Regions from separate parts of the Homo sapiens genome. Here region 2 is linked to region 1. A link is a contact called in ENCODE Hi-C or POLR2A ChIA-PET data. All regions are on one chromosome and are shown on one strand. Each heading gives the region's core, a stretch centred on a gene start or an enhancer-like site at or near the end of the contact. The rest is flanking DNA. Distances are from core to core; before and after follow the strand shown.

Evidence for each region. Hi-C counts contacts between places; a loop is a spot of excess contacts on that map. ChIA-PET counts read pairs that join two places held with the same protein, here RNA polymerase II (POLR2A). Pooled maps may share reads with other maps.
Region 2: a map of heart left ventricle shows a loop between it and region 1 (7-fold over the local background). The contact joins the enhancer-like site here to the promoter of RAP1B in region 1. A Hi-C loop is called at or near these places in 19 of 168 maps with a recorded cell type or tissue (IMR-90, MCF 10A, Right ventricle myocardium inferior and 8 more) and 22 of 50 pooled maps. POLR2A ChIA-PET finds 5 or more read pairs at or near these places in 11 of 52 experiments (A673, BJ, Caco-2 and 7 more).

Annotation. Positions count from the first base shown.
Region 1 is chr12:68,609,430-68,614,344 of GRCh38, reverse strand. RAP1B (RAP1B, member of RAS oncogene family) reads right to left here and starts at 3,446. Exons shown (of 8, transcript NM_001010942.3): 1 at 3,302-3,446. RefSeq lists a silencer at 3,130-3,589.
Region 2 is chr12:68,404,091-68,409,117 of GRCh38, reverse strand. No RefSeq gene overlaps it. Among named protein-coding and RNA genes, the nearest start is that of LINC02384, 45 kb to the left of the region's middle. Within about 2 kb of position 2,740, at least 24 of the 41 ENCODE cell types and tissues checked have a DNase peak (open chromatin) inside an H3K27ac peak, as active enhancers do; they include heart left ventricle, heart right ventricle, psoas muscle and 1 more, where a contact is called at or near this core.

The DNA.
Region 1 (4,915 bases), core at 2,197-4,696:
CAAATCAGTAAGATCTGTGTGATAGTCGATAATAAAACAGCCTATTTAAACAATACTTATGGGGAAAAAGTAAATGGACACCTTGTAAAATCGGTCAAATTCTCTGTATCAGATCCAATTTCAGATTAGTTTCACTACCTCAATAAATATTTATCGAGTACCTACAACAAAAGGCAAAAAAAACCTGAACGTGAGCTTTTCATCCAAATCTTGGACTGCATTTAAAATAACATGTCTAATCAGTTACCATGTTATCAATCTTTGCATAGACCTTCCACCAATCTTGAATTAGATAGGAAGATACAATTGAAAGGATCCTTACAAAAATGGATCTAGTTATTTTAATAATTAATTCTTTGCTATACCCTCCTTACATGGTAGCTCTTTATTATGGGAGGGGGTCACTTTACCTTTATACAGCTAAGAGAAAATATTGGAATTCTGAAAAGGATTGAGGATAAAACGAAAATTAATTTGTCAAGTAAAAGGGATTCCAAAGCCAATATGTAAATGTTTCTTTTTAAAGGATTACACTGTTCTCTTCAAATATCCTCTCTTTGAATGTTCATTACCATTAATCCCTAAATTCAAACGCTAACCATTACACTGTGCCCAGGCAACGCGCTACACTGTGCCCAGGCAACGCGCTAGGAAGATTACTGTGAAGAATGAAATGGATTAAGTCCCTACCCTCATGGTACTTACATTTAACTGGTGTTGAATGTCTATTGCAAGGCACCATGCCAGTGCGTTAAGGCATACAAAACAATATATATCTTGTGGTTGGAGTTCACAATTCAATGGAATAAATAATATAAAATGGTAACAGGAGGCAGGAAGTAATGCGTGTCATAGAAGGTAAGAGAGATGACTTTCACGCGGTCGTGGGTGAGGGGAGAATGTAAAAGAGAGCAGAGCAATCATTTTCTTATCTCCTTTTTTTTTTTTTTTTTTTAAGACAGGTCTAGCTCTGTCACCCAGGCTGCAGTACAGTAGTGCAGTCTCGGCTCACTGCACCCTCCGCCTCCCAGGTTCAAGCTGGTTCATTCAATGTGAACCTCCCAGGTTCATATTCTCGTGCCTCAGCCTCCCGAATAGCTGGGATTGCAGGCGCGTGCCACTACACCCGGCTATGTTTTGTATTTTTAGTAAAGACGGGGTTTCACCATGTTGCCCAGGCTGTTCTCGAACTCTTCACCTCAAATGATCCGCCTTCCTCGGCTCGGCCTCCCAAAGTGCTGGGATTACAGGCGTAAACCACCACGCCCAGCCAGAGCAATCATTTTCATGCCCCATACAACATTTTAAAATTAAGTCAGTTTAGCATTGGTTCTTCAGTTATATTTTGATACCTGGCATATTAAAAACAACAAACTGGCTACATGTGTTCCAATGATTTACTTTAGGACTTCCTTAGATAAGGCAGCTTCACGATTTATTGTCAACGTCAAACAAGGAAATGCAAGTGAAAACACCTAACGTAGTACACATTAAAAGCACAGATGAGCTCAAATAAGACTAAAGGAAATGCAAGTGAAAACACCTAACGTAGTACACATTAAAAGCACAGATGAGCTCAAATAAGACTATCATTCAGGCTCTGTGTGCTTAAAGTTATTTAATCTGAGTATCAGTTTCCTCACCTAAAACCTGAGGATGAAACTACTCAAGTGGTTTTTTCTCCTATTTGACTAAGGTACCCACTTTTTAAAAGTGCGATATGGGAAGAATATTCTTTGTAAGATGATAATTCACTATAAAAACGTTGTATTTCTTTCTCCATGTTGTCTCTTACGGATAGACTACTGTCCTAAAGGTCAGTGGACCCACTAACTGGTTATCTTATCTAGGCCTCAGTTTCCTCCTCCATAAAATGACAGGGTGGGACTGGATGATCTAAATAGTCCCTTCCGGCCCTTAAAAAGTCCCATGACTCCACTATGACTCAATAAATACTATTTCAAGAGTCAGCTTTTAAGAATAATATGGGCTTGAAGTTAAATGAATGTCTCCCTTTTCTATAAGTTACTTTTTGTTAAGATAAGGTCTTGTTGAGCAAGTCCAAACAGTATTCTAATTACGAAAAAAGAGAGCTGAAAAATAAATTTACAAGTCAGAGCTTTAAATTGTTAAGTACTCGACATATATGAGATGCTGCCTGCAAAACCAAAATCCAATTAGACGGAATTAATTTTAAAATACTAAAATCACAATCTTCATTTAGTGTCAACTTTCTACCCCGTAAAAATGTGATTTCCCCTTACTGCAACACAGAACTGCTTCTATTCATACCAATCAGAAGTTACAGGGCCAAAATGTTTTTCTAAACTATTAAAGAGAGTGGGAGAGGGGGGAAAGCGAAGGGGAAGGAAACCATCTGCTTTAACTTGCAAAAATGATCTTTTCTCCAAAAGACATCAGTGTTTTTCAGAAGAAAAATCCGGAGAGCCCGGTTCACTGGGCGTAGTTTTAAATAAAATTCATGGCGCTGATAGTTTTAGGATTAGACACCTCGAGATGGCGAAAAAGAGAAGAGGACAAACTTCCTGGATTTTCTCTCCCTCTAAGAGAAAGAGATTTCCTCTTGCTGACGAAGGGAAAGGCCCCTTTAACAGTTTTTCTCTACACGGTGGCTGCTGCCAGACTAAGTGGGGCTCTCTCCGCTGCCTTCCTCCTGCCACTTCCCGCAACAAATGGAGCAAGCAAGCCCCGTTTCAGGCAAACTTTTTCGCTGTCAGGCTCAAGCCCGCGGGGCGCCTGGGAGTGGTTTCCCCCGAAGGCTCCTCGCCCTAGCTCGGGGCTGGGAGAAGCTAGGTCTTCGCAAAGGACAACTTTCTGGTTTCCGTTCTAACTTCCACCCATACCACGGAGGGAACCCAGGCGACAAGCGAGGGGGCTCGGGGCGGGGAGCGAGTCTTCGGGGGAGCCGGCGGGGAAAGGAGGGCGGCGGGAGAAGCTGCGGCGGACGCGGGCTGAAGAGAGCGGGCGGGTGGGGGGGTCCTCGGGCTCTCACTTCCTCCGCCATATTTCAGACATTTGACCCCTTCCGCAAAGCGCGCTGTTCTCCCGCGGCGGCGGCGGCTGCTCCTCCTCGCCGGCCCGCAAGGCAGCGCGCTCGCGGGCCCGGCGCCTGGCCCTCGCGCCACCTGCCGCGCGCCGAGGGGCTGCCGCCGCCGGGGCCCCTGACCGCCGCGCCCGGCCCGCGCCTCGCCGCACCCCACCCGCTCCCCTCAGCCGGCGCCCGGCCCCGCGCGGCCGCCGCCGCGGCTTCCCTCAGCGGCCACGCACTCACTCTGCGAACCTCTCACGCTGTCACCGGGTCCCTGCAGCCAGCGTCGCCCCGCGCTCCCCCCGGGTCGCTACTCTAGGCGCCACGGCGGTCCTGCCGCTGCCGCGCCGCTCCGGCTGGTTTACACGCCTGAATCTGGGCGAGGTTTGGCGATGTCGCCTTGACGTCAGGCGTTCAGCCTCGCTCCAGCTTCCGCCCGCGGGCGGGGCGCGCGGGTGCGCGGCCCGGGAAGGGGCGGGCCTAGGGGGCGGGGCGAGGGGAGCCGAGGGGGCGGGGCCGCCGCGCGCCGGGTCCTCGGCGCCGGCCTCTAGCCGGCCTGCATCGCAGCCGGAGCGCAGGCCCTGCCCACGGGCCCCTTAGCTGCCTCTGGGCGGCATGTCTGCCGAGGTTCTTCTCTCTAGCTGCGCCGCGCCTTCAGGCTCGCTTCCCCAGGCTGTCTGGTGGGCGGAATCCGCGCGTCGGTGTTCCTGACCCTCGTGGGTTCCAGTGGAACCCTCCGAAACCCAAAAGGCGCCGCCTCTTAATGCAAACTGTAGTCACCGACTCGTCCAGTCTGTTGGTATTCGCGTCGTCCTTTGTGCTGGGCAAAGTAACCGAGAAGTAACGGAGAGCGCGCATTTTCTACACCTAGAGCTCCCCGAGGGAGCCTGGGCCAGCAAGTCTTTCCATTCTTGAGATGCCTTTTCTCCTGGATTGACAAGTGTTTTATCCATTGGTGTCTTAACCCGGGCGAACTCTTTCCAAATTCCCATGCCAAACGCAGTTAACAAATCGATGATTTCTAAATAAGTTTGTACCCTGCACCTAAACCAACGCCATTTATATAACTAAAATAAATTGCGTATTTAAATGCATGTCCTGGACGCTTTATTCACTTCACAGGATTACCCATAGGCAAGTAGGTTTATCGTGTGACTTCAGGGCACCAGAAAACACTTTCTGTTCCAAAATGCCTCGTTCCAAAAAGGGCGGGAACTTAACACGGGAATTTACCATTCTTACTTACCCTTAGTACAAGAAATTTATCAGAACTTTTTCTTGAAGCAGTTTTGATGGGCGAGGAGATTAAGAGAGCAAAGTGCAGGGAAAAGGGATTGAGGGGTCATTTAAGACTAACTTTCTTGGTTCATAATTTAATTAGGCCCTGTACAAATTATTCTTGAAATAAATCTTAATAAACGTTGATAAATTTGGAAGATAAATGGAATGTGACTAATTTCACTCCGTTTAAGAATATGTAGTGATTGAAAACTAAGCTAACCTAAGTTAAATGAATAGATGAGAATGAATTATAACAGTTCTCTGTGTTTTATAATGTTTTACAATTTAGGTTAATTGAGTAGATTACCTATTTCGATAATTTCTATTTCCTTAGAAAAATATCTTTTTAAAAATTGTTTATTGTCTGCATTTATTGTGTATACAACATGATCGTTTGAAGTAATGTATACATTGTTACATTACCTCACAGAGTTACCTTTTTTTTTGAGAGTCTTGCTCTGTCACCCAGGCTAGAGTGCAGTGGCATGATCTCGGCTCACTGGAATTTCTGCTTCTCAGGTTCAAGAGATTCTCCTGTCTCAGCCTCCCGAGTAGCTGGGATGACGGGCGCGTGCCACCACGCCC
Region 2 (5,027 bases), core at 1,491-3,990, 200 kb after region 1:
CCTACCCAGGAACGATTTATTCTTTTCCCAAACGGCTACAGTTTTTTTTTTACTTATACTGTTCATTTGCTTTTTGTATGTTCCTGTTCCAACAGATTGTCAGCTCTTGGAAGGGAAGGACTGGGCTTTGTAATTCTTTTTATACCCTACAGGGGCTCATGTAAAAGTTTTATTATTATTATAATTATTAGAGACAGGGTCTCACTCTGTCACCCAGGCTGGAGTGCAGTGGTGCAGTCATAGCTCACTGCAGCCTGGAACTCCTCGGCTCAAGCGAGCCTCTTGCCTTAGCCCCCCGAATAGCTGGGACTACAGGTGTGTGACACTATGCCTGGCTAAATTTTTTTTTTTTTTTTAGATGGAGTCTCATTCTGTTGCCCAGGCTGGAGTGCAGTGGGGCTATCTTGGCTCACTGCAAGCTCTGCCTCCTGAGTTCAAGCGATTCTCCTGCCTCAGCCTCCTGAGTAGCTGGGATTACAGGTGCTTGCCACCACGCCTGGCTAATTTTTGTATTTTTAGTAGAAATGGGGTTTCACCATGTTGGCCAGGCTGGTCTCAAACTTCTAACCTCAAGTGATCCACCCACCTTGTCCTCCCAAAGTGCTGGGATTACAGGTGTGCTAATTTATTTTTTTTTATTTTTTTTTTTTTTTGAGACGGAGTCTCGCTCTGTCGCCCAGGCTGGAGTGCAGTGGCGCGATCTCGGCTCACGCTAATTTATTTTTTGTAGAGATGGGGTCTCGCTATGTTATTCAGGCTGGTCTCAGACTCCTGGGCTCAAGTATCCTCCAGCCTTGGCCTCCCAAAGCGTTGGGATTACAAGTGTGAGCCACTGTGCCCGGCCGTTTTAAAATCGATGTGAGCCAGTCTCATTGTGCACAAACATAGGCATGTGTGGTCAGAAGGTTTCTATTTCTTTTTTCATTAAAGGAAGGGAAAAGGCTCAAAAAGGTGAATGGGATGCAGAGAAGTGCAATTTGGACACTTTCTTGGAATTATCAAAGAGCAGTTTTGGGGTCCCTTCCTTGGAGCCATTGAAGACAGATGGCATAGAGTCTGATACCTCACAATACCCTTGAAAGTTTTGCAATTTCAGACAAGCCGTTGAAGAAACTGGCTCCCAAAAAAGATTCAGGTGCATTCCAACTTTACAGTCTACTCCAGCCAGAGAGAAAATCAGGATTAGATTAAGCCTGAATAGAGAAAAATTAATTTTGAGTAAACTGCTTAATGAGATCTAGTCTTGTATTTATTTAACTTACTTGAAATAGTATGTCAACACATAAAAATTAATGAGGCAGGCTGGGCGCCGTGGCTCACGCCTGTAATGCCAGCACTTTGGGAGGCCAAGGTGGGCGGATCACGAGGTCAAGAGATTGAGACCATCCTGGCCAACATGGTGAAACCTGGTTTCTACTAAAAATACAAAAATTAGCCGAGCATGGTGGTGTGTGCCGGTAGTCCCAGCTACTCATGAAGCTGAGGCAGAATAATCGCTTGAACCTGAGAGGAGGAGGTTGCAGTGAGCCGAGATCGTGCCACTGCACTCCAGCCTGGCGACAGGGTGAGACTCCGTCTCAAAAAAAAAAAAAAAAAAAAAATTAATGTGGCTGGGCATGGTGGCACGTGCCTTTAGTCCCAGCTACTCAGGAGGCTGAGACAGGAGGACTGTTTGAATCCAGTAGTTCAAGTCCAGCCTGCAAAACACTGTGAGACTCCATCTCTAAAAACAAACAGACAAACTAAAAAACAGAATTAACATAATTCTCTTCCTGGCTAACATTTAATCCTTTTTGCCCTGTAAACCTGCTGAAACCTCCACGGTGGGCCAGGGCAGAGAGAGAAGCTCTCAATCATGTGGCAGAATGTGTGTATGTGCATGAGACAAATCCTGTGGATTCCTCACACAAACACTACCTCCTACCCTATTTCCAGCTAAGAAAACCCTGATTTTCAGGTATCAGGTGCCCATACTTTAGGGAAATTGTTGTCATCCTGTTCATTTGTCAATCTTTGGTTAAAACGTGGGCATGTGACATAATCAGGCCAAGGAAGTTGGGAGGGTGAGAGTGGGGGTGGTGGATTTTCTATGAGGTTTTCAGAAAAAGTTTCTCTGCTCTTAAAAAAAAAAGATATATTTGAGAAATAGACCCTTTTTGTTTCTAAATGTTATCGTATGAAGATGTGATGCAGCATTAATCCGCTGCTAACACCCTCGCCAAAAAATGAAAAGCCCTGATTTGTAGCATTTGTCTGTTTCCATTTCTGTGGTGTAAATTCTCCCATTATGGCCAATTTCAAGCTCTACAACTGACTGGCAAAACTCCTAAATATTTAGCAATTGGCTCTCAGGAGCCTCTGGGAACCAACTTCAGCCCACCATGGTCACTGAGAGCTGCAGAACTCAACTTGTGAAAAGAGTAGGCATTGTGGTGGGGATGGCGGAGCAGAAAGGTGAAAGACTCTAGGTCCTTAATGACACTTGAGAGCCATGAAATTAACCAACCCTGGAATCTTCCTATCTCTGGACTTCTTATTACATAAGTTAAATAAAGGTACATATTGGTTTAAGGCTGGTCAAACTGGTGTGTATGTGTGGGGAATCTGGGCTTGATGTAGCCAGTGTAGATATCCATGGGTTCCCACCTAGTGGAGGGAGGGGAATGCAGCAGGGGAAAAGCTGAACGCTGGATAATGGAAATGTTCAGTTGGTCAGGAAGAGGGGGACAGCAGAGGAAGCGGGGTGGGGAGGACTATCCGTGTTGAAACAGGACTCTGGCTGCTTGCTGAGAGGAACAGGATGGTGGCTGTGGGCCAGCTGGGCTGTCAGGGCCCTTGCCAAGGAGGCTGAAGTTCAGGGCAAGGCTCCAGCAAGAGCAGGCGGCTGAGTGAGAGTCAGGAAGTCAGGCAGAAGCCCAGGGTTGGGAAGGGCTGCCCTGCCGGGTGCTGCAGATCACAGTACTGTGGGATGGAGGGAAAGGGATGCATGAGAGAAGGGGAAATGCAGAGAGAGGCAGGAGTATAATTCCAGAGGTCTAGACTACTCACTTGCCATAGGATGGGAAAGGGCTTTCAATGTCCACTAAGGCAGAGTCAGAATTCGCTCAGATGCTGAGCAGCTGAGGCTGAAGGTTGGGGATGCTTTCAGCTGAGGCTGAAGGTTGGGGATGCCATGGATCAGGCTGAAAAATGCAGAAGAAACCAGCATCTTCTCCAAAGCTGCCTTAGAGAATTTTCTTGGTGATTTTAGAGAATTGCTGTCTACCTATCTTCCTAGACCTTCAAAAAGGGGCATCACTCCTCCCTCCTATTGTCACAATCCCTGGGGTCCTGAAATTCACTGCCAAGACTTATGTTTGGCCTTCTGAAATATGCTCCCTCCTTCCTTGTGTGAAGAAATTTGTTTGCCTGCTTGTGGCAGAAGCAATTTCATTCCTGTTGTGAAATGCCCCTTACTTGCAGTGTGATTTCTCCTGTTATTCATTTACTCCTTTTCTTTATTTTCTCTTCCCATCCATTTAGTAACCCACCCACAGGTCTATTCTTCTTCAGCCCAGTGCCATTCATTGAATGACTACCTAGGAAGGACTTTTATAATTGAATTTTATGGAGGAAGTAGGTGCAGGAAAAATGAAAGCTGATGTGTCAACAACATTCTCTGGGGATTTTCAGAACATTATTTTCCTCTCTGACTTAGCTGGGAAGCCAAAGGGCAGGAAACTTGGCTTCCTTTGCACTCTGTTACTGCTGGAAGTCATGGTTAGTGATATTAATTTATTCAGTGGGCTGAGTTCTGTGACAATATCATTACCAGGGAGTAATTAAGGGTGGGATCAAACAGGAGAGGAAACCCTCAAAAGTGAAGTTTTCCCCAGTTCATGCTGCCTCCTGCAATCTAGGAAAGTTTGGCTTATTTTATGAGCATCTCCCAATTTAGTGAGATGCTTCAGAGAGTGAATAAAAGGAATGCTTTTCTGCAATGCAAAACCCATCATAAAAAGTCACTAGACAATTATAAAAACGGAAACTATTTGGAACTCATTTAATAGACAAAAGCTAGCTAATTTTCTTTGTAAGTAAAGAACTCCTAAAAATCCATAAGAAAAAGACCAATAGCCCAATAAAAAATGTGCAAAAAAGTCCATAGAAAATGGAACACGAATGTTGTTTAAACATATACAGACATCCATTTTTCATGTATTAGATTGGCAATGACAAAAAATTAACAACACACTGTGTTGGCAAGAATGTGAAGAGACAGGTGCTCTCATATATGACTGGTGGGAAAATAAATTGGTACTATCTTATGAAGGGTTATTTGGAAATATTCTTATGAACATCTATATGCTTTGACTTATTAAAGCCAGTGCTAGGAATTTATCCTATAGGTTTAGTCACATACATAGAGAATGAGATGTTCACAAGATTGCATATTGCAGCCTTGTTTGTAATAGTGGAAGATTGAAAACAGTCTAGATATCTCAATAAGTGATTATTTAAATAAGTTATGCATATTCATATAATGAAATATGATATAGCCATAAAAAAGAGTACTCTTTAATAAAGGAGGATACTATCTTTATATATACACCTTGAAAGATCTCCAAGATATTTTAAGTGAAAAAAATTAAGGTGTAGAAAATTGGTCAATAAAAGAGGGGAGAAAAAATACTTACACAAGACATGCCTGTATTTGCTTCTTATGCATAAAATATGTCCAGGAGGATATCCAAGAAATTGATAATATTTTGTACCTTGGTGAGAGGAAATGGGTGCCTGGGGCATAGGGTAGGGGAGAGAGTGTTTCCTTTTAAACCTTTGTTCATTTTGGAAATGTACTGCTAATTCAAATTAGTAAATAAAAATTGTTTAAGAGAAATGCTGGACACATTACATCAGAAATGACCTAAATTCACCCAGTCTGTTCTATGTCCTTAATTTTCCATTTCAGCCTCTTTTATTATTGATTGTTAGTAGCTTTCCATCTTCATCTTTACATTTTCTCTGTTCCTCCAGGTGCCACACAT